Linked DNA regions of Homo sapiens: region 1 is linked to region 2. A link is an interaction called in ENCODE POLR2A ChIA-PET data of the cell type or tissue named here. Cell type or tissue: A673. All regions are shown on one strand. Links, peaks and the distances in the headings refer to the core of each region. The heading gives the core; the rest is flanking DNA. Region 1 overlaps AMBRA1 (autophagy and beclin 1 regulator 1). Region 2 overlaps LRP4 (LDL receptor related protein 4).

Region 1 (12,327 bases), core at 3,142-8,141, 320 kb before region 2:
AATACATCTATGTCATGTGCACCCTCACCTGAGCAATTTTAAACTGGCTCTTGCCTAAAGAATTAAGAATCCATTGCCGTGGTCTATTATTAATAACATGTTCCCATTTCTTCATGTATAACCAGGGACCAAAGCTATTTTTATAGGAAAGAGATTGCCGGTCCCAATCTAAGCCCAGTCAACTCTCAAATCACACACTCTATGGAAGCTGCAGATGTTGGCTTTGATCACTATGATTCAGGAAGAATCATAACAGTAGATTACACAGCTAAGAAAAGAGTCATTTAAGATAAGGAAGACATCCCTGAGTATGGATGTGAAATCCAAAAAGATTTAGAATACTAATCTAGTATTTTACCAGGAACCCTGAGCAATTCACCTGCTCTCTATTGATTACTGCTTTGTGAGAAAAGTGAAAATATACTCATGAAAATGCCAGAGACATTGGTGTTGCTGTTGTTTTGTAGACGGGGTCTCCGTATGTTGCCAAGGCAGGTCTCGAACTCCTGGGCTCAAGAGATCCTCCCGCCTCAGACTCCCAAAGTCCTGGGATTATGGGCATGAGTCACTGTGCCCAGCCAGACATATTGCTTTGATTAACCATCAAACAATTATGTCCCAGGGTTATCAGGGACCTCAGCAAGTCATCTCTGTCACCTCCCTCATTTCTAAACAAGCTCACACCTGAATGATCCCAGAAAGATAGTCTTTGGAGAAGATACTTCATAATATCCCTCGGTAACAACATTTCAGTATCTTGTAGTCAGGAAGTTCTTTCTAACATGTAATCTACATCCTTTATGTTGCAATTAAAACACATTCCCTCTTGTCCTGTCCTCTATGGAAAGAGAACATCTGCTTAACACCACCTGAACAATATCCCTCCAAGAGATTATAAAATATAGGAAGCCCATTTCAAATAGCTTCATGTAAATGCAACATGGCTTTATATGGGTCACCTTAGACAAAGAACATGATTAAGAGTCTTAAATTCCTAATTCCATCACTGACTTGCTCTGAAGATGATAGGAAGTTAAAACCATGCAGATGCTGTGCTTCAATTATCCCATCAGTAAAATGCAAATAATAAAACCAGTATGTTAGAACTCAGTTCTTCATACAGGAAAGAGATTCTGAGTCCCAATCTAAGCCCAGCCAACAACTCTGAAATCACATACTCTGGAGAAGCTGCAGATGTTGGCTTTGATCTCTAACATGTCAGAAGATCATTAATATATTATCATAGGACCTGCAATTCCATTCCTACCTAGGTATATTCCTAAAATAACTGAAAATAAGCCAATGCACATGCATGTTCAAAGCAACACTATTCACAAGAGCAGAAGGCAGAAACAGCCCAAATGTTCTTCAATGGATGAATGGATAAACAAATGTGATGTATACACACAATGGAATATTATTCAGTCATGAAAAGGTATGAAGTACTGATAAATATTCCAATGGAGATAAATAAACCTCCAAAACATTACGCTAAGTCAAAGAAGCCAGACACAAAAGATCACATATTGTATGATGCCATTTACATGAAATATCCAGAATAAATCAATCCACAGAGACAGAATGCAGATTGATGGTTATCAGGGGCTGGAGGAAGGGCAGAATAAGGACAAACTGCTTAACTGGTAAGGGGTTTTACTTTGCAGAGATGGTAATGTTTTGAAACTAAAGAGGTTGCAGAACATTGTGAATGTACTTAAATGCCACTGAATTGTTCATTTTAAGATGGCTAAATTTACGTGAAGTGAATTTCAGTTCAGTAAATCCTTATTCTAAAAAAAAAAGAAAAAAGAAAAAAAATTCAGCCAGGCGCGGTGGCTCATGCCTATAATGCCAGCACTTTGGGAGGCCGAGGCGGGCAGATCACCTGAGGTCGGGAGTTTGAGACCAGCCTGACCAATATGGAGAAACCCTGTCTCTACTAAAAGTACAAAATGTGCCGGGCATCGTGGTGCATGCCTATAATCCCAGCTAGTCAGGAGGCTGAGGCAGGAGAATCACTTGAACCCAGGAGGAGGAGGTTGCAGTGAGCCGATATAGCACCACTGCACTCCAGCCTGGGCAACAAGAGTAAAACTCCATCTCAAAAACAAAACGAAACAAAACAAAAACGCTAGAAGCTGAGTGTGGTGGTTTGTACCTGTAATCCAGCTACTTGGGAGGCTAAAGCAGGAGGAAAGCTTGAGTTCAAGGCTACAGTGAACTACAATCACCACTGTAGTCTAGCCTGGAAGAAAGTGTGTCTCAAATAAACAAATAAAAGAATGCTAGGAGAACTAAAAAGGACAATGTCCATATAAGCATTTCCCAGGAAAGTTACCATATAAAATTCCAGGTAGGGCCGGACGTGGTGGCTCACACCTGTAATCCCAGCACCTTAGGAAGCCGAGGCGGGTGGATCACCTGAGCTCAGGAGTTCGAGACCAGCTGGGTCAACATGGAGAAACCCTGTCTCCACTAAAAATACAAAAATTAGCCAGGCGTGGTCATGTGCGCTTGTAATCCCAGCTACTTGGGAGGCTGAGGCAACAGAGTTGCTTGAACCTGGGAGGCAGAAGTTGCAGTGAGCCAAGATCGCACCACTGCACTCTAGCCTGGGCGACAGAGCAAGACTCCATCTAAAAAAAAAAAAATCTAGGTAGGACTGTAGCCAAAATGTTTATTATTATCATATAAATATGGCTAATTAGACTCTGGGCAAAGTATATAAATCACAAACTATTAATAGAAAACAATGGCGGGGCACAGTGGTTCACGCCTGTAATCCCAGCACTTTGGGAGGCCGAGGTGGGCGGATCACGAGGTCAGGAGATCGAGACCATCCTGGCTAACACGGTGAAACCCTCTCTACTAAAAATAGAAAAAATTAGCCAGGCATGGTGGCGGGCGTCTGTAGTCCCAGCTACTCAGGAGGCTGAGGCAGGAGAATGGTGTGAACCCGGGAGGTGGAGCTTGCAGTGAGCCGAGATTGCACCACTGCATGCACTCCAGCCTGGGCGACAGAGAGACTCAGTCTCAAAAAAAAAAAAAAAAAAAAAAAAAAGTATAGAGCTTTGAGCTTTGTCACAATTATACATTCAGTACATAGAAATAAGAGCCAATAAACAAGTGAATGAATAAAGAGGTTAACCAAGCACCTCAGCTAATTAGCTATAGCAACAATGACCACAAGAAAGCAATAAAAAAAAAAAAAAAAAAAAGATAAGGAATGAACTTTAAAAGCCAGTAATACCAAAATACAAAGAACCATTCAGTAGGGAGGTGAAAAAAGAAAGGCTAAACATAGCAAATTTTAAAAGTACATAAAAAGGGCCGGGCATGGTGGCTCACGCCTGTAATCCCAGCACTTTGGGAGGCTGAGGCAGGAGTATCACCTGAGGTCAGGAGTTCGAGACCAGCCTGACCAACATGGAGAAACCCCATCTCTAATAAAAATACAAAATTAGCCGTGTGTGGTGGTGCATGCCTGTAATCCCAGCTACTCGGGAGGCTGAGGCAGAAGAATCACTTGAACCCGGGAGGCAGAGGTTGTGGTGAGCCGAGATCACGCCATTGCACTCCAGCCTGGGCAACAAGAGCAAAACTCCATCTCAATAAATAAATAAATTAAGTAAGTAAGTACATAAAAAGTAGATAAACCCTTAAGGCCAACATAAAAAGGCCAGAGAATCATTACTCTCACCATTTTGCAAATATCTTCATACCCTCACCCTTTTCTCTCTTAATACAACATCCTGGCAAGATACCAAGCTAAGCAGCCAAGAATACAAAAAATGGAAAGGTACAGCTCCTATCTTCACGGATCTTACTGTCTTAGAGTATACTTCTTATGAGGAAACAGACATGTTTTGTTTTGTTTTGTTTTGAGATGGATTCTTGTTCTGTCACCCAGGCTGGAGTGCAGTGACATGATATCAGCTCACTATATCCCCCGCCTCCCCAGTTCAAGTGATTCTCCTGCCTCAGCCTCCTGAGGAGCTGGGATTACAGGTGTGCACCACCACGCCTGGCTAACTTTAGTATTTTTAGTAGAGACAGGGTTTTGCCATGTTGGCCAGGCTGGTCTTGAACTCCTGACCTCATGTGATCTACCTGCCTCAGCCTCCCAAAGTGCTGGGATTACAGGCGTGAGTCACCACGCCCAGCCTACACATGTCAATAATCAAAATACACAGACCATCTCCACTTCGTCCCTTCCCATGCCTTAAACCCAATTCAATTTAGCTTCTGGCCCTACTTTCCTCCAATATTGTTCTTGCTATAATCATCAATGATCTCTGTGCTGACAAATCCAACAATGTACAGTGATTACTCCCTTCCTGAAATATGTTCCTATGTTGGTTTCTCTAATAACAAGCTCTTACATTTTCTCTTGAATTCCTTGGAGTGTGGTCTTCTCCTCCTACTCTATACTTGTTCTCTAGGAGATCTCATCCATTTCCCTTGGTTGTAAATACCATCTATATACTAATACCATCCAGATTTCTCTCCAGCGCTACTTTTGTGAATCAGCCTAAAGACTACTTACTTGATATCTGCACTTGTATGTTTTCACAGGCATCTCACAATTAGCATGACTAAAACTGAGGTCTTCATTCCACTCCCCAACTCTAATCCAAATCTGCTCCTCCTCCAATGTTTCCATCTCAGAAACACCACCTTCATCTACCCAGATGCTCAGGCCAAAAATCTGGAATCATACTTGACACCTTCTTCTTCCCACACATCCAATCCATTAAGTCTTGCCTGTCCTAATTCTAAAATATCTACTGAATCTTTCTACTTCTATCTCCACTGCCTACAGTCTAATCCAAACCATCATCGCCTTTTGCCTGGACCACTGCAATACTTCCTAACCATACTTCCCCGATTTCTTCTCTTTCCAAACCCCTCCCCACAATGTACCCACAGTAATGGGGTGTTGCTGTTGTTATTGTTGTTTTGGAGACAGAGCCTTGCTCTGTCACCCGGCCTGGAGTGCAGTATCATGGTTTAAGCTAACTGCAGTCTCAACCTCCGCAGATCAGATGATCCTCCCACCTTAGCCTCTTGAGTAGCTGTAAGCACAGGTGTGAGCCACCGCACCCAGCTAATTTTTTTGTACTTTTTGTAGAGATGGGATCTTACCATGTCACCCATGCTGGTCTCAAACTCCTGAGCTCAAGCAATCCACCCGCCTCAGCCTCCCAAAGTGCTAGGATTACAAGCATGAGCCACCGCGCCCGGCCCCAGAGTAACGTTTTAAAATCATATATAAGGTCATGATACTCATGCTTAAAACCTTCAAAATCTTCTAATTATACTCAGGATAAAAATCCAAAAGCTGGCCAGGTACGGTGGCTCACACCTGTAATCCCGGGACTTTGGGAGGCCAAAGCAGGTATATCACCTGAGGTCAGAAGTTCAAGACCAGCCTGGCCAACATGGTGAAACCCTGTCGCTACTAAAAATGAAAAAATTAGGCCAGGCGCAGTGGCTCACACCTGTAATCCCAGCACTTTGGGAGGCCAAGGCAGGCAGATCACGAAGTCAGGAGATCGAGACCATCCTGGCTAACACATGAAACCCCGTCTCTACTAAAAATACAAAAAATTAGCCTGGTGTGGTGGTAGGCGCCTGTAGTCCCAGCTACTTGGGAGGCTAAGGCAGGAGAATGACGTGAGCCCGGAGGCAGAGCTTGCAGCAAGCCGAGATCGCACCACTGCACTCCTGCCTGGGTGACAGTGCGAGACTTCCTCTCAAAAAATAAATAAATAAATACATAAATAAATACACAAATAAATAATTACCCACATGTGGTGGCACGTGCCTGTAGTGCCAGCTACTCAGGAGGCTGAGGCAGGAGAATCGCTTGAACCCAGGAGGCAGAAATCGCACTGAGCCAAGACCACACCACTGCACTCCAGCCTGGGCTACAGAGCAAAACTCCATCAAAAAAAAAAAAAAAAAAAAAAAATCCAAAAGCCTTGCTGGGTGTGGTAGTTCATGCCTGTAATTTCACCACTATGAGAGGCCAAGGTGGGGAAGGAGCTCTTGAGTCCAGGAGTTTGAGATCAGCCTAGGCAACATAGTGAGGCTTTGTCTCTACAAATAATCAAAAATTACCTAGGCATGGTGGTGGGTGCCTGTAGTCCCAGCTACTTGGGAAGCCGAGGTGGGAGGATCCTTGAGCCTAGAAGGTCAAGACTACAGTGAGCTGTGATCACACCACTGCATGCTAGCCTGGGGAACAGAGACCCTGTCTCAAAAAAAAAAAAAAAAAAAATTCGAAAGCCTTGACATAGTCCTGCCTAAGTCTCTATCCTCATTCTATGCCTCTTTCCTCCATCCCCTACTGTTCACTGTATTCCAACCATATCAACCTTCTTCCAGTTTCTCAAATGTGTCAAGTTCTCTCCCATCCTGAGAATTTCATACATGCTATTCCCTTCCCTTTCTATCCTTCTAGTCTCTGCTTAAGTATCACTTCTTCAGAAAAATATTTCTCAAACCTCCAGTTTAATTCAGGTTCCCCTACTATAATCTCTTTTTATTCTTCTGTCATAGGTTTGGCACACACTGCAATTATATGTTTATTGGTATAATTATTTGTTTACTGTCTCTCTTTCCTCTGGACTATAATCTCCATACAGGCATGGACATCTATTTTTCCACTCTAGTCTCACTATATTGACCTAGTGTTTTAAAGTGTTTAGTAGTTAAGAATCAGTATAACTTAGAGGTTAAGAGCAGGGGAATGTGGAGCCAGGTTGTTTGGACGCGAATCCTGGTTCTGCCATTTGCTAGCTATATACCTTGGGCAAATTGCTTAATTTCTCTGTGCCACAACTGCTACATCAATAAAATGAGAAGAATAAGAGTACTTACGTCATAAGGTTGTTAGTTGGAATGAAAAGAATCAATGCAAAGCGCTTACTACAGTACCTGGCACAAAGCATTCAATAAGGACTGGTTCTGATCAGAACCAATATTTGCTAGATAAACAAAAGTCTGAAAAGGTACGAATTGAGATGCAGAATCACAATCAAGAAATAGTTGTAAAAGGCCTCACAGGGATATTTCATAACTCAAAAAAAAAAAAGCCATAGTACATAATACACAGCATTATGGTATCCTCACTGCCTACTGAAGGAATACACATGCAACAAACATTTATCAAATGAATGACTGTCGCCAAGTCAATCCTAAGCCAAAAGAACAAAGCTGGAGGCATCACGCTACCTGACTTCAAACTATACTACAAGGCTACAGTAACCAAAACAGCATGGTACTGGTACCAAAACAGAGATATTGATCAATGGAACAGAACAGAGCCCTCAGAAATAATGCCGCATATCTACAACTATCTGATCTTCGACAAACCTGAGAAAAACAAGCAATGGGGAAAGGATTCCCTATTTAATAAATGGTGCTGGGAAAACTGGCTAGCCATATGTAGAAAGCTGAAACTGGATCCCTTCCTTACACCTTATACAAAAATTAATTCAAGATGGATTAAAGACTTAAACGTTAGACCTAAAACCATAAAAACGCTAGAAGAAAACCTAGGCATTACCATTCAGGACATAGGCATGGGAAAGGACTTCATGTCTAAAACACCAAAAGCAATGGCAACAAAAGCCAAAATTGACAAATGGGATCTAATTAAACTAAAGAGCTTCTGCACAGCAAAAGAAACTACCATCAGAGTGAACAGGCAACCTACAAAATGGGAGAAAATTTTCACAACCTACTCATCTGACAAAGGGCTAATATCCAGAATCTACAATGAACTCAAACAAATTTCCAAAAAAAAAAAAAAAAAAAAAAAAAAACAACAAAACAACCCCATCAAAAAGTGGGCGAAGGACATGAACAGACACTTCTGAAAAGAAGACATTTATGCAGCCAAAAAACACATGAAAAAATGCTCACCATCACTGGCCATCAGAGAAATGCAAATCAAAACCATAATGAGATACCATCTCACACCAGTTAGAATGGCAATCATTAAAAAGTCAGGAAACAACAGGTGCTGGAGAGGATGTGGAGAAATAGGAACACTTTTACACTGTTGGTGGGACTGTAAACTAGTTCAACCATTGTGGAAGTCAGTGTGGCGATTCCTCAGGGATCTAGAACTAGAAATACCATTTCACCCAGCCATCCTATTACTGGGTATATACCCAAAGGACTATAAATCATGCTGCTATAAAGACACATGCACATGTATGTTTATTGCGGCACTATTCACAATAGCAAAGACTTGGAACCAACCCAAATGTCCAACAATGATAGACTGGATTAAGAAAATGTGGCACATATACACCACGGAATACTATGCAGCCATAAAAAATGATGAGTTCATGTCCTTTGTAGGGACATGGATGAAATTGGAAATCATCATTCTCAGTAAACTATCACAAGGACAAAAAACCAAACACCGCATGTTCTCACTCATAGGTGGGAATTGAGCAATGAGAACACATGGACACAGGAAGGGGAACATCACACTCTGGGGACTGTTGTGGGGTGGGGGGAGGGGGGAGGGATAGCATTAGGAGATATACCTAATGCTAAATGACGAGTTAGTGGGTGCAGCACACCAGCATGGCACATGCATACATATGTAACTAACCTGCACATTGTGCACATGTACCCTAAAACTTGAAGTATAATAATAATAATAAAAAGAAAAAAAACAAAAAAAACAAATGAATGACTGAAAAATACACACTCTGCTATAATCACTAGAAAGAATTTTTTTTTTAATTTTTCTGAGACAGGGTCTTGCCATGATGATGCCCAGGATGGAGTGCAGTGGTGTGATCTTGGCTCACTGCAGCCTTGATCTCCTAGGCTCAGGCAGTCCTCCTGCCTCAGCCTCGCAAGCAGCTGGAAATACAGGCATGCACCACCATTTCCAGCTAATTTTAAAAAATTGTTGCCAGGCTCAGTGGCTAACACCTGTAATCCCAACACTTTGGGAGGCTGAGATGGGTGGATCACCTGAGGTCAGGAGTTCAAGACCAGACTGGCCAACATGGTGAAACCCTGTCTCTACTAAAAATACAAAAATTAGCTGGATGAGGTGGTGGGTGCTTATAAACCCAGCTACTCAGGAGGCTGAGGCAGGAGAAACGCTTGAACCTGGGAGGTAGAGGTTGCTGAGATCACACCACTCACTGCACTCCAGCCTGGGCGACTGTGCTCTCTGTGCTCTCTGAAACATGTGCTGTGTCCACTCAGGGTTAAATGGATTAAGGGCGGTGCAAGATGTGCTTTGTTAAACAGATGCTTGAAGGCAGCATGCTCGTTAAGAGTCATCACCACTCCCTAATCTCAAGTATCCAGGGACACAAACACTGCGGAAGGCCGCAGGGTCCTCTGCCTAGGAAAACCAGAGACCTTTGTTCACTTGTTTATCTGCTGAGCTTCCCTCCACTATTGCCCTATGACCCTGCCAAATCCCCCTCTGCGAGAAACACCCAAGAATGATCAATAAAAATAAATAAATAAATAAATAATTCCAAAAAAAAAACGCTGGGCATGGTGCCTCACACTTGTAATCCCAGCACTTTGGGAGGCCGAGGCAGGTGGACCACGAGGTCAGGAGATCGAGACCATCCTGGCTAACATGGTGAAAGCCCGACTCTACTAAAAATACAAAAATTAGCCAGGCGTGATGGCACACGCCTGTAGTCCCAGCTACTCAGGAGGCTGAGGCAGGAGAATCGCTTGAACCAAGGAGGCGGAGGTTGCAGTGAGCTGAGATCACGCCACTGCACTCCAGCCTGGGTGACAGAGCAAGACTCCATCTCAAAAAAAAAAAAAAAAAAAAAAAAAAAAAAATATATATATATATATATATATATATATTCCTAGCTTCCCAAATTGCTGGGTTTAAAGGTGTGGGCCACCACACCAGGCATAAAGACTTTTATAATTGGAAAATAACAATAATTTTTTTTTTCTTTTGAGACGGAGTTTCGCTCTTGTTGCCCAGGCTGGAGTGTGATGGCATGATCTCAGCTCACCACAACCTCCGCCTCCGGGGTTCAAGCTATTCTCCTGCCTCAGCCTCCCGAGTAGCTGAGATTACAGGCATGCACCACCACACCCAGCTAATTTGTATTTTTAGCAGAGACAGGGTTTCTCCACGTTGGTCAGGCTGGTCATGAACTCCCAACCTCAGGTGATCCACCCGCCTCAGCCTCCCAAAGTGCTGGGATTACAGGCATTAGCCACTGCACCCAGCCGAAAATAATAATGATTTTTAAAACTGGACGCACTGGCTCACACCTGTAATTCCAGCACTTAGGGAGATCGAGGTGGGCAGATCACTTGAAGCCAGAGTTCAACACAAGCCTGGCCAACATGGCAAAACTCTGACTCTACTAAAAGAAATACAAAAATTAGCCAGGTGTGGTGGCACACACCTGTAATCCCAGCTACTCGGGAGGCTGAGGCACAAGAATCGCTTGAACCCAGGAGGCAGAGGCTGCAATGAGCCAAGATTGTGCCACCGCACCAGAGCAAGACTGTCTCCAAAAAATAATAAAAAAATAATTTTTTAATTAAAAATAAAGATCCATCTTTTTACTTTTTTTTTCCTAGCTAGGATTTGAACCTATATCCTTTTACTTTATTTTGAAGGGTACTGTGGGGAAAGAGGGACAAATATGCTGTTTTAACTTCCTATTCCCTATTAAAGTTTTCCCAAAGCATCTAAACTTCAATCTAAGAATCATTATCATGTGTTCTTTTGGAAAACTTTATTTTGTTATAATAACATTGTTACTAACAACTGGCATATACAGCACCTAGTGCTGTTCTAAATGCTTTATACATATTAACTAATTTAGTTCTTACAACAACTGTATGGTATTTTACAGATGAGGAGAGGCACAGAGAGACTAAGTAACTTGCCCAAGTTGTATAGCTAGTAAGCAGGGGTGCTGGAATTTGAACCAGGCTGCTTGGCTCCAGGACTCAGTGCCACTATGCTGCTATTCAAAAGTCTGGGGAGAGATATTTTTCTGTCCTGTTTTCAGTGGTCGCCTAGAATAAAATACTCCAATTTTCTCTGCAAATCAAATGTGCTTATTAATCCTCTCCAACTCAGCAAAATTTCAGATGCTTCATTATACTATAGGTATATATACCTGTGATCTATTCTAGAGAGTAGAAATAAGTGATGAAATCATGAAATATAAAATTTGCTTCAGCTCATTTTAAAGAAACACAACTTCAGGTCAGGCACAGTGGCTCCCGCCTATAATCCCAACATGTTGGGAGGCCAAGGTGGGCAGATCACCTAAAGTCAGGAGTTCGAGATCTGCCTGGCCAACATGGTGAAACCCCATCTCTACTCAAAATACAAAAATTAGCCGGACGTGGTGGCACACACCTGTAGTCCCAGCTACTCGGGAGGCTGAGGCACGAGAATCGCTTGAACCCGGGAGGTGGAGGCTGCAGTGAGCCAAGATTGCACCACTGCACTCCAGCCTGGGCCACAGAGTGAGACCCTGCCACAAAAAAAAAGTAAAAAATTAAACTCATTAGTCAAGCATGCTAGATATTTATAAGTCCTAGTTATCCTTGACTATGTAAAACCCAGTATTATCATACATTAAATATCAGACACATATTACATGTAGCAATCAATCTTAAATGAAGACTGAAGACTTAGATGGCAGCAAGGAAACTTAAATTTACGCAATTATGATTCGTGATTCCAACTTTTCAAGGGGATTAAGGATGCTATGACTGAAGACTCTAATCCCTGTAAATACCCAGGGCTCGCCTCACTCCTTCTTCCCTCTGTCAGCCCTTGTTTATTTCCTTCAGAATACTTGTTTCAGTCTAAATTTCAATATTTATCAAATACCTATACTCCCCACTGGAATAAACTCCATAAGGAGACCATAAGAACACCTATGTCTACCTTTGTATCCCAACATCTAATGAGTCTTCAATAAATATTTGCTAGATGAACAAACATCTTCATAGGTAAGGGTTGAAACACACAGTCACAATCAAGAAATAGCTCCACAACGTCTGATGGGAATATTTCTGACCTCAGAAAAAAACACGGTACCAAAACAACACACAATGAAGAAAAAAATTTAGGTAGAGAAGTGAAGATTATTAACCCTAAGAGCAGAGGGAGAGACAAAAAATAAGTCAGAAAAGAAATAGAAGGAGGATGGGTGCTGTGGCTCATGCATGTAATCACAGAACTTTGACAGGCCAAGTTGGGCAGATGACTTGAGGTCAGGGGTTCAAGACCAGCCTGGCCAACATGGTGAAACCTGGTCTCTACTAAAA
Region 2 (10,923 bases), core at 1-5,000:
CCACTCACGACAGTTCTCCTCATCGGAGCCATCTTTGCAGTCGGTGTCACCGTCGCAGTACCAATGCTCAGCAATGCAGCTTCCGTCACTACAGCGGAACTCCTTGTCGGAGCACTTGCGCATGTCTGGGGGGATGCGATGGGACAGCAGTTCTGAGGGGGCCCCACAGGCAACCCTCTCACCCTCCTCTCTGACTCCCAACCTCACTGGCTTTGGCGGGTCTGACCTAGCCCCCGAAAGGCACCCCAGAGTCAGTGCAGACTCTCCAGGGAGAACGGAGGCCCTGGAGAGACTGGGCCTCAGCCTCCTGGTCCACAGTTTCTGGGGGGTCTGAGCGGCTCTGCCCCCTCTGCGTTCCTCTAGCTGCTCCAGATATCTGGGCAGTTGGAGGTTTGGCAGTGCTAGGGCCATTGCTGCTATCTTCTCCCATGGCCAGGCCACCCACTGGCCACCTTGCCTGCCTTCCCCCGTTGGGGTCACCCACCACACTGCTCATCGCTGTTGTCGCCACAGTCATTGTCACCATCGCAGTGCCACAGACTCCGGATGCAGTAGCCATTCTGGCAGGGAAACTCGTCCTCCTCACACTCCCGGGGGGCTGTGGGCACAGAGCAGTCAGGCTGCTGCAGGCAGTGGGGGTCTGGTGCCTGGAAGCCTGACTTAAAGCCCTCCGGAGCAGTCAAGTAGCTCCAGTGCTGCCCTGAGGGCTCCGAAGGAGGTGGCTGCCTCTCAGCAGCTTATCTGACTTCGAGAGGAAGTGAAAGGACAGGACAAAGTGCTGAAAACACAAGGGCTCATGTGGACCTGGGGCATTGCTTTCTGATTGAAAATCCTTTCCCAGTGGAACTCAATGGAGTTCCGCCCAGCCTCTGCCAACACTCACGACAGTCCTGCTCATCCGAGTCATCCTCACAGTCGTTGTCCCCGTCACACACCCAGGAGCGGCGGATGCACTTGCCATTGTCACAGTGAAAGTCAAGAGGGGAACAGGTAGGTAGTACTGAATCCCAGGAAAAGAAAAGAAAAGTCAATCAACCTGGTATTCTTACTCAGGCTCAACTAGGCCAGATAGCCTTTTGCTCCAAATCCCCTTGTCTTTTTTTCTTTTTTTGAGACCGAGTCTTACTCTGTCACCCAGGTTGGAGTACAGTGGCGCAATCTTGGCTCACTGCAACCTCTGCCTCCTGGTTCAGGCGATTCTGACTCAGCCTCCCAAGTAGCTGGGATTACAGGCATGCTTCACCACACCTGGCTAGGTTTTTTTGGTTTTTGTTTTTGTTTTTTGCATTTTTAGTAGAGACAGGGTTTTGTCGTGTTGGCCAGGCTGGTCTCAAACCCCCGACCTCAGGTGATCTGCCTGCCTCAGCCTCCCAAAGTGCTGGGATTACAGGCATGAGCCATGGCGCCTGGCCTTTTTTTTTTTTTTGAAACAGAGTCTGACTCTGTCACCCAGGCTGGAGTGCAGTGGTATGATCTCGGCTCACTGCAACCACCGCCTCCTGGGTTCAAGGAATTCTCATGCCTCAGCCTCCCGAGTAGCTGGTGTTACAGGTGCCCGCTGCCACACCCAGCTATCTTTTTTTTTGTGTGTATTTTTAGTAGAGGTGGGTTTTCGCCATGTTGGCCAGGCCAGTCTCGAACTCCTGGCCTCAAGAGATCCACCTGCCTTGGCCTCCCAAACTGTTGGGATTACAGGCGTGAGCCACCACACCCAGCCCCCTTGTCTGTTTTATAGTCCTTCCTTACTGACTCCTAGGCCCATCCCCAGCTGATGGAGAAGCTAAGCAGAAACTGCAGCTAAGACAGAGATTCAAAAGGTAATTGTGGTGAGGGGTTCACAGGGTAGGGGAAGAACAACCCAAAGAACTCACAGGAGCTAAGAAAACATAAGAAAAACATGAGCAAGAGAAAGAAGCGCCTTTTTCCCCTCCTTTCCTCTTGTTAAATGATGATTGACACACCCGGGCTCAATTTCCAGTTCATTACGTAACACTCTGAGCAAGTCATTTACCCTCTCTGAGCTGAAGTCTTTTTGGCTGTACAATGGGGATAATTATACTCAGTTCATAGAGGCCTTTTGATATAATGCCTATGAAAATGCTACATGAAAGTGAAGCATTTATCATCAACACAATTAGCTGAACTGGTTAGGGTTAATGAGGTCCAGGTTGTACCTCCGTTCCCATTAGACTAATTAGCCACCCTCAGACATAGATGCTACAGGTAGGTCAGAGATTGCGCCTCTAATCCAGACTATTGGCTTAGCAGGGATATTTCTATATATCCAAGACAGGTCACCCTGGCCAACTGTGCAGATGTTACCATGCTAGGGGAAAAGGGAGACTTAAGGAAAATATAAGTTTTTTTTTTTTTAGACGGAGTCTCGCTCTGTCGCCCAATCTGGAGTGCAGTGGCGCGATCTCGGCTCACTGCAAGCTCTGTCTCCCGGGTTTACACCATTCTCCTGCCTCAGCCTCCCAAGTAGCTGGGACCTCAGGTGCCTGCCACCACGCCCGGCTAATTTTTTTGTATTTTTAATAGAGACAGGGTTTCAGCGTATTAGCCAGGATGGTCTCGATTTCCTGACCTCGTGATCTGCCCACCTCAGCCTCCCAAAGTGCTGGGATTACAGGCATGAGCCACTGCGCCCGGCCTAAGAAAATATAAGATTTCTTACAAAGTTACTAAGAAAGGTGTGGCTGGGCGTGGTGGTTCATGCCTGTAATCCCAGCACTTTGGGAGGCTGAGGTGGCTGGATCACTTGAAGTCATGAGTTCGAGACCAGCCTGGCCAAAATGTTGAAACCTCATCTCTACTAAAAATACAAAAAATTAGCTGGGCATGGTGGCACATGCCTGTAGTCCCAGCTACTCAGGAGGCTGAGGCAGGAGAATCACTTGAACCTGGGAGGTGGAGGTTGCAGTGAGCCTAGACTGTGCCCCTGCACTCCAGCCTGGGAAACAGAATGAGACTCTGTATCAAAAAAAAAAAAAAAAAAAGGTTTTATTGTACAAAATACCAAAATAAGAAACATAGAAATAATCCACATTTGTGTATAGTATATAAATTTTAAAACGCACAAATATGCGGTACATATACACAAACATATTCACATAAATACAGAGAGACCTATTTAAAGAAACTCCCTGTTGTGTTCTCTTACACGTGTTGTCAAGTTTGTTTTCTTGGACATATATGCATGAACCAACCAAAAGAAACACAGGAGAGTTGGAGCCATATATAGTGAAGAAACTACCCAAATGTCAATATCTATCAAGCTTGCAAAAGACCAACTCTCTGAGTCCGACACAGTTGATGCAGAAAATACTCCATCAGCCTTGTCCTTGCCCCCCACCCCCAGGTCCCTCTCCACCACCTCCCACTGCCTCTGGGGAGGTACTTACTACATCCATCCTCATCGCTGTGGTCCCCGCAGTCATTGTCTCCATCACACTGCCACTGGGCAGGGATGCAGGTACACTCTCCAAGAGCACTCACTGCACATGTGAAGTGGCTCCGACCACAAGCACACTCGGGGCTGCTGGCCAGGCCTGGGCGGAGGGAAAAGGAATCAGTGAGGGCTCAGCTCCCACTCAACCCAAGCCCATTCCGAGGGGAAAGTAGAGGAGCCTAGTCCAGGGGCACTGTCACCTGGAGAGTCACAGTGACACTTCAAGGGAGATGCAGGCAGTAAAACCATGCCTCCTCCAGGGCATAAACGACCCAGCAGATACCCTCTGACTTTGGGCTTACAAAGAGTCCAGGTGACCCGCTCTATGACAGGGCTTTTTTGCATGGCACCTCTAAGGGCCCAGAAACAGATGATGCCACCTAGGCTAGGCACAGTGGCTCATACCTATATCACAGCACTTTGAGGGGCTGAGATGGGAGGATTGATTGAGCTCAGAAGTTCAAGACCATCGTGGGCAACATAGTGAGACCTTGTTTCTACAAAAAACTAAAAAATTAGCTGAGGGTAGTGGCATGTGCCTGTAGTCCCAGCTACTTGGGAGGCTGAGGTGGGAGGATTGCTTGAACCTGGGAGGTCAAGGCTGCAGTGAGCTATGATCACACCACTGCACTCCAGCAGGTGCAACAGAGCAAGACCTTGTCTCAAAAAAGAAAAAAAGAAACAACCCCCTCCAAAAAAAAATGATGCCACTCAGAGGTTTGGTGCTTTTGAAGAAGAGGAACAAGGGACAGAAAGGGTGATGTTGAGAGGCCTCCATAGCCTTCTCACTAAAACTAGGTTGAGATATGGACGCTCTGCCTCTGTCTTGGACCAGACCCTGGGATGTTGGCCAGGGAGGGCAAGAACTAATGGTGGAATTAAAATGCTGGAGCCTCTTTAGGATAAGGAATCCACACAGGGGAGCAGGAAGCAGGGTGGGCTGCTCTGAGTCCCCCAGGCCACCTCAGGGCAGAGTAACTGGGACCTGCCAGGGCCTTCCTGTCTGTGGCACAGGCCACAGCCTTGAGGAAGGCTGGCAGATGCAGCCTCTCCCCCGGCTTCAGCAGCACGCAGCTGGGCTTCCCTATTGAGCATCGAGCTATCTGCCTGGCCAAGTCCCATGACCAGCTGCTGTGCCCCCTCCCCAGCGTGCCCAGCAGGATGCCCTGGGATGGCGTGTGAATGGCTCAGTGCCCTGCTCCAGCCTCAGCTGGAACAAAGGGTTCTGCCAGGGTCACTCTCCCCCCTCCCAGCATTCATCCAACCCGCTGGGCTGCTCTGCTCGCAGCTGGGGAAGGAGGGGGCCGCAGCGCATGGCTCATCTCTCCCCCTTCCTTTCTTCTCCTCTTCCTTCCCTCAGCTGGACCCTGCCCTCAGGCTGGGCTGAAACAGAGAAGGAGTCAGCTCGAAATTGTCACCCCTCTTCCTATACTCTGTACCTGGTCCAGCTTTTCTCTCTCAGCTCATCTCCTTGATGTACATCCTTGTCTCACATTATAATTCCTTGGCCTAGCCTAGGGCTTAGGGCCAGGATAAAAAGGTGTGCTGCCATGCCCTCCAAAAGCAGGGAGAGAGCTCTAGAACTTTCCCTCTCCATCTCAACCCCAAGAGTAAGTGCAAGCATAAGGTAAAACTTCCTAGCCTGCAATGCATGGATGGATGGATGGATGGACGGACAGACGGATGGATGGATGGATGGATGGATGGCTTTTGGGTTCTGTGAATCCCTGATGCTACAGGTATAATGTACGTTTCTGGGGTAAGGGATCACAGCTTTCACCAGATTCTCAACTGAGGCCTGGCCCTCTCCCTCCACATGCTATGGTAATCAGCTGCTCTAGAAAAGATGCAGGATTGGGCTGGGCACGGTGGCTCATGCCTGTAATATCAGCACTTTGAGAGACTGAGGCAGGTGGATCCTTTGAGCACAGCAGTTTTGAGACCAGCCCGGGGAACATGGCAAAACCCTGTCTCTACAGAAAAGAAATTTACAAAAGTTAGCCAGGCATGGTGGTGGACACCTGTACTCTCAGCTACTTGGGAGCATGATGTGGGAGAATCACTTGAGCCCGGGAGGTTGAGGCTGCAGTGAGCCATGATCTCACCACTGCACTCCAGCCATGGTGACAGGATGAGACCTTGTCTCAAAAAAAAAAAAAAAAAAAAAAAAAAAGATGCAGGATTTCCTGCGGAAGCCAAGTGAGGTCCAGTTGGGAGGTGCAGTGTCTCTAGACCTCACAGGAAGGCCTTGCTCCAAGCCCAGTGCTCCTGTCTCTTCGGGTCTCTCTACAAATGCAGGGTAGAGGATTCTTCCCCAGGAAGCACTAAAAGACCCAGGTGCCCCTGCCCCCACTCCATCCTTTCTGGCCTGAGAACTCTGAGAAGGGAGGAGGGTTTTTCTCACTCAGATCCTGGACAACACAGCCTGAGGAACTTCAGTAGTATGACAGGCTCAGCACAGCTGTAGGCACCCTTTTGGTGAACTCTAGCTGGATTGAACAGCAAAGATGTTTAATTCCACTCCATGTGATGGGACTCCCCGGTACACAGATCCCCTTCATGGGGTATCATGGTGAAGAAAAAGGATAAGGCTAATAAGGATCTCAACTGGGGATATTTTGTCCCCCGGAGGACATTTAGCAATGTTTGGAGACATTTTTGGTTGTCCTGCTTGGCGGTGCTTACCGACATCTGGTGGGTAGAAGCTAGGGATGCTGCTAAAGACTCTATAACGTGTATAATTCTATACAGGATTACACGCCTGTAATCCCAGCACTTTGGGAGGCCCAGGTGGGCGGATCACCTGAGGTCAGGAGTTCAAGACCAGCATGGCCAATGTGGTGAAACCCCCGTCTCTACTAAAAATACAAAAATGAGCCGGGTATGGTGGTGGGCACCTGTAATCCCAGCTACTTGGGAGGCTGAGGCAGGAGAATTGCTTGAACCCAGGAGGCAGAGGTTGCGGTGAGGGGAGATCATGCCATTGCACTCCAACCTGGGCAACAGGAGCGAAACTCCGTCTCAAAAAAAAAAAAAAAAATCTATAACATGCAGACAGGCCCCTATGACAAAGAATTATCTGGCCCAAAACATCAACAGAGGTTGAGAAATGCTGCTAACCACACACAGTAGGGAGTGGGGATGTACCAGACGGGAGTTCAGGATGAAAGCTGTGGAAAGGACAGAGAGGAAGTAGGGGGGAATAGGAGGAGGAGGTTAGGCAGAGGACAAAGCACTGGACCTGGAGCAGACAGACTTGGGTTCCATCGACCAGCCAGTTGACCTTGTGCAAGTCACGTAGCCCCTTAAGCTTCAGTTTTCTTGTTTGTAAAAAAGCCACAAGGGGCTGAACATGGTGGCTCATGCCTATAATCCTAGCACTTTGGGAGGCTGAGGCGGGCAGATCACTTGAGGTCAGGAGTTTGAGACCAGCCTGGCCAACATGGTGAAAACCTGTCTCTACTAAAAATACAAAAATTAGCTGGGCGTGGTGGCGCACGCCTGTAGTCCCAGCTACTTGGGAGGCTGAAGCAAAAGAATTGCTTGAACCATGGAGGCAGAGGTTGCAATGAGCAGAGATCACGCCACTGCACTGCAGCCTGGGCAACACAGCGAGACTCTGTCTCGAAAAAAAAAAAAAGCAACAAAGATTAGACAAGAAAATAAAGGTGGAAAAAACTAATCTTATGCCTTGGCACACCAAAGATGTTCAATAATGGAGGCTGGGGTGTGCAGATGCAGGGCTGTGCAGATGCAGGGCTGTGGAGGCTAAATTTTTCCAAAAGGCCTTGATATTAAGAATCAGAGTACCAGAATAGAGCAAGTAGAGCAGTGTCCTGGGGCTGCGTGCAAATGAAAAGTCATACTGGTAGGGAAGAACCTTAAGCTCCGTTTGTTTTTTTAGGGCCCCACCCCCGCCTTTGGCTGAGTGATAACAGAAGTCCCGATTTCCCCCGCGCAGACTGTAGGAACAAAGCATTCCATCGGTGGGCATCAAGTTAGTTGCAGGCAGTTGAAGGGCCTCGACTTCCTGCATGTCAAATCAACATCTCAGCGTCCGCTGCAGTGAAGGGCGGGCAGCCACCGGTCAGGCAAACGCTTGACTTGGGCATTCATACAGTAAACAGACACATTATACTCCAAAAAGCCAGCTCTTCTGGGCAACTGCTGTCCCTCTGGGGTCCTCAGAGGTGGAATTCTGCCTTTTCACTCAAGTCCTGGCTGTGATCATAAAGGCAGCTTTTAACCCTTTTTAAGGAAAAGAATGGTGAGTGAAGAAAGAAAACAAATGACTGTGGGTGGCAAAATGCAGCCTTCATTTTAAGAAGTGTTGAATTAGAACACTTCACTATGCTCTGGCCTTGAAAGCTGCCAGCCACATCGCAAGCTCCCTTAGCCTCCAGGGGCCTGGGCTCTAGCCCCTCCACCTAATGCAATTCACTATGGAAAAGGTCTGTCCGCAAGGTATCTTTGATCATGAAGCCATCCAGCTTTTGGGATATATGTTAATGTGCTCATAGGATGTTTCTCTAGAGGTTAACTAAAATCTTACCTTTTACATCTCATCTCTCCCACTCCCGCCATCTTACCACTTTCTCACGGCTTTCATATAAAGCAAGCTTGTCCAACCTGAGACTTGCATGGCCCAGGATGGCTTTGAATGTGGCCCAACACAAATTCGTAAACTTCCTTAAAACATGAGATTACTTGCGATTTCTTTTTTCTTAGCTCATCAGCTGTTGTTAATGTTCATGTATTTTATGTGTGGCCCAAGACAATCCTTCTTCCAGTGTAGCCCAGGGAAGCCAAAAGTCTGGACAGCCCTGATATAAAGGAAAGAAGGGAAACATCCATCTGGTATACAAGACACACTAACTTAGTAGTAGACAACATAGATTCTAAAGTCAGAGAGATGAAGGTTCAAATCTTGGTTCTACCACAAATTCCGCAATTTTGAGCAAGTTAGTTAATCCCTCCAGGCCTCAGTTTCCTCATCCATAAAATGGGAATATTAACAGTTCTAACTCAAAGGGCTTTGTAAAGATTAACCCATATAAACTGCTTAGCACAGGGCTAACACACAGCAAAAGCTTCATAATAATATAACCATCTTTTTTTTTTCCGAGATGGAATCTTGCTGTGTTGCCCAGGCTGGAGTGCAGTGGCGCGATCTCAGCTTACGGCAACCTCCGCCTCCCGAGAAGCAATTCTCCTGCCTCAGCCTCCTGAGTAGCTGGGATTACAGGCACCCATCACTGCACCTGGCCAATTTTTGTATTTTTAGTAGAGACGGGGATTCACCATGTTGGCCAGGGTGGTCTTAAATTCCTGACCTCATGATCCGCCCACCTCGGCCTCCCAAAGTGCTGGGATTACAGGCGTGAGCCACTGCGCCTGGCCCCATCATTTATTAAATACTTACCAGGTGCCCTCCGAGTACTTTTCTAAGTGCTTTTCATATGCTACATCACTGAAGGCTCTCAACAACCCTAGGAGGTGGTACTGTTATTATTAGTTTGATGCAAAAGCAATTGCGGTTTTTGCCATTACTTTTAATGACAAAAATTGCAATTACTTTTGCGCCAACCTAATATTATCACCACTTTACAGCTGGGGACAATGAACCACAGAAAGGTTAAGTCTGTAGATAGATTGCACAAGTACTAAGGGTTGAGGCCAGCATTCACACCCAGGCAGGTGATTATACTGCTTCCCAATAAATGGTATTACTGTTGTGAGAATCTCCAAAACCCCAAGGTCAAAAGGGGGAATTTACAACTTCTGGGTCCCTCTCTTTTATGTGTTCTCCAATAGCAAATATGCAGTGAGTTTATGGGTCTCAAACAGTGACCTCTTTCTGGTTACTGCTAAGGTAAAGAAAGATTCATTTCCCTCGCCGGAAGGTAAAGTAATGAAGTGGGGAAAGTCTGGCGTCCCAGCACTTTTGAATCAGCACTCGAGTGTTGTTGGTCCAGGGAACAGGGCTTCCCATAACAAATAATTATACTTTGCAATTTCTCTTTAGTTTGTGAGCTACTTTTGCATATGCACTTGCATTCTCATTGAATCATTACAATAATCCTGAGCAATGACTGCAGGGCCCATCCAACAGGTAAGGGCACCCGCTTTGGCCAAGGTCACAAGGTAAGTAGGAGAGCCAGGATGGCAGCCCCATTCTGACACTTAAACTAGTATTCTTCTCTTAGTGTGATCTCAGAGTCTGGACTTTCAGTAAGCTTTCCGGGTGACACCGATGCACACTCAAGTGTCTAGCGGCACTGCTCTCCACCATTCCATAGAATGCACAGCTGAAGGTGGACCACATCTGTCACATGGAGGCACATGGGTAGACCGTGACTACTCACAGCTACAGACCAGCTTTTTCAAGCTGAACCAGAGATGAGAAGGCTTAAGGAGTACCCTGTGAGTGTTCTGGAGTCTGGTGGCTACCCCAGTGTGGAAGCTATTAGGATTACAATGAGAAAAGGAGGAATCGGCCGGGCGCGGTGGCTCACGCCTGTAATCCCAGCACTTTGGGAGGCCGAGGCGGGTGGATCATGAGGTCAGGAGATCGAGACCATCCTGGCTAACAAGGTGAAACCCCGTCTCTACTAAAAATACAAAAAGTAGCCGGGCGCGGTAGCGGGCGCCTGTAGTCCCAGCTACTCGGGAGGCTGAGGCAGGAGAATGGCGTGAACCCGGGAAGCGGAGCTTGCAGTGAGCCGAGATTGCGCCACTGCAGTCCGCAGTCCGGCCTGGGCGACAGAGCGAGACTCCGTCTCAAAAAAAAAAAAAAAAAAAAAAAAAAAAAGGAGGAATCACCATTCGTTTATAATATGCTAAAGCATATTAGCATATGCCTCTCTCCTTTTATCCACTGGCAGCAATAAATACAAGTTCGTTGAATGAATGAATGAATGAATGAAACACTCCTCTAGAATCTTGTGAAAGCTGGAGTCAAAGGAAAAGAGACTCAGAATATCATAAATAAAAGTAGTTATTTCCTACCTAACCAGTGCTGGAGAGAACAGGAATCTTCTCGTTTGCAAGGCAGCCTCTTTGTCCTACCCAGGTTTTGTTTACTCCTTTCTCCTACAAGAGTTCCTTTCACCAGCTGTATTATCCGGCTGTGAAACTGACACGCCATGTTTCTACTTATTTCTGTCCCATGGTCCCTTTTATTCCCGATTCCTAGAGGCCAGCTTAACTTGGTTGGTTTGGAAAATCTACCAGGTGAAGTCTTCTCCTCAGTGGCCCGTTTCGAAAGGGACATGTCGGGCACATGATTGCGGGTCCAAGCAAGTTCAGCCCTCTCTTGCTACTGTTACATACAGAAAAGAAGTCCTTAATGGTTAGCCTCCAAAGTTATGAGGCAGAAGAACATAATGTTAAGCACGGAGGAACAAAACTCCCCAGGATAAAAATCCTGACTCTGCTAAGTTCCTAGCTGTCTGACCCTGGGCAGCTATTTA

The links. Peaks named below come from ENCODE experiments on the same cell type or tissue, not always from the same donor. Only the 100,000 strongest peaks of a DNase experiment are listed, where the experiment ranks them.
Region 1: POLR2A ChIA-PET joins it to region 2 with 5 read pairs; 2 of 35 experiments call an interaction of 5 or more read pairs at or near these places.

The regions. Positions count from the first base shown.
Region 1 is chr11:46,575,848-46,588,174 of GRCh38, forward strand. The region is part of intron 1 of AMBRA1 (autophagy and beclin 1 regulator 1); the gene reads right to left. Among named protein-coding and RNA genes, the nearest start is that of AMBRA1, 12 kb to the right of the region's middle. RefSeq lists an enhancer at 8,427-9,271. In A673, for the core only: no CTCF peak of the experiment used is centred there; no DNase peak of the experiment used is centred there.
Region 2 is chr11:46,899,379-46,910,301 of GRCh38, forward strand. LRP4 (LDL receptor related protein 4) reads right to left here. Exons shown (of 38, transcript NM_002334.4): 2 at 3,405-3,551; 3 at 884-1,000; 4 at 485-598; 5 at 9-125. Among named protein-coding and RNA genes, the nearest start is that of LRP4, 14 kb to the right of the region's middle. RefSeq lists enhancers at 6,551-7,385, 7,386-8,218. In A673, for the core only: no CTCF peak of the experiment used is centred there; a DNase peak (open chromatin) is centred at 1,983.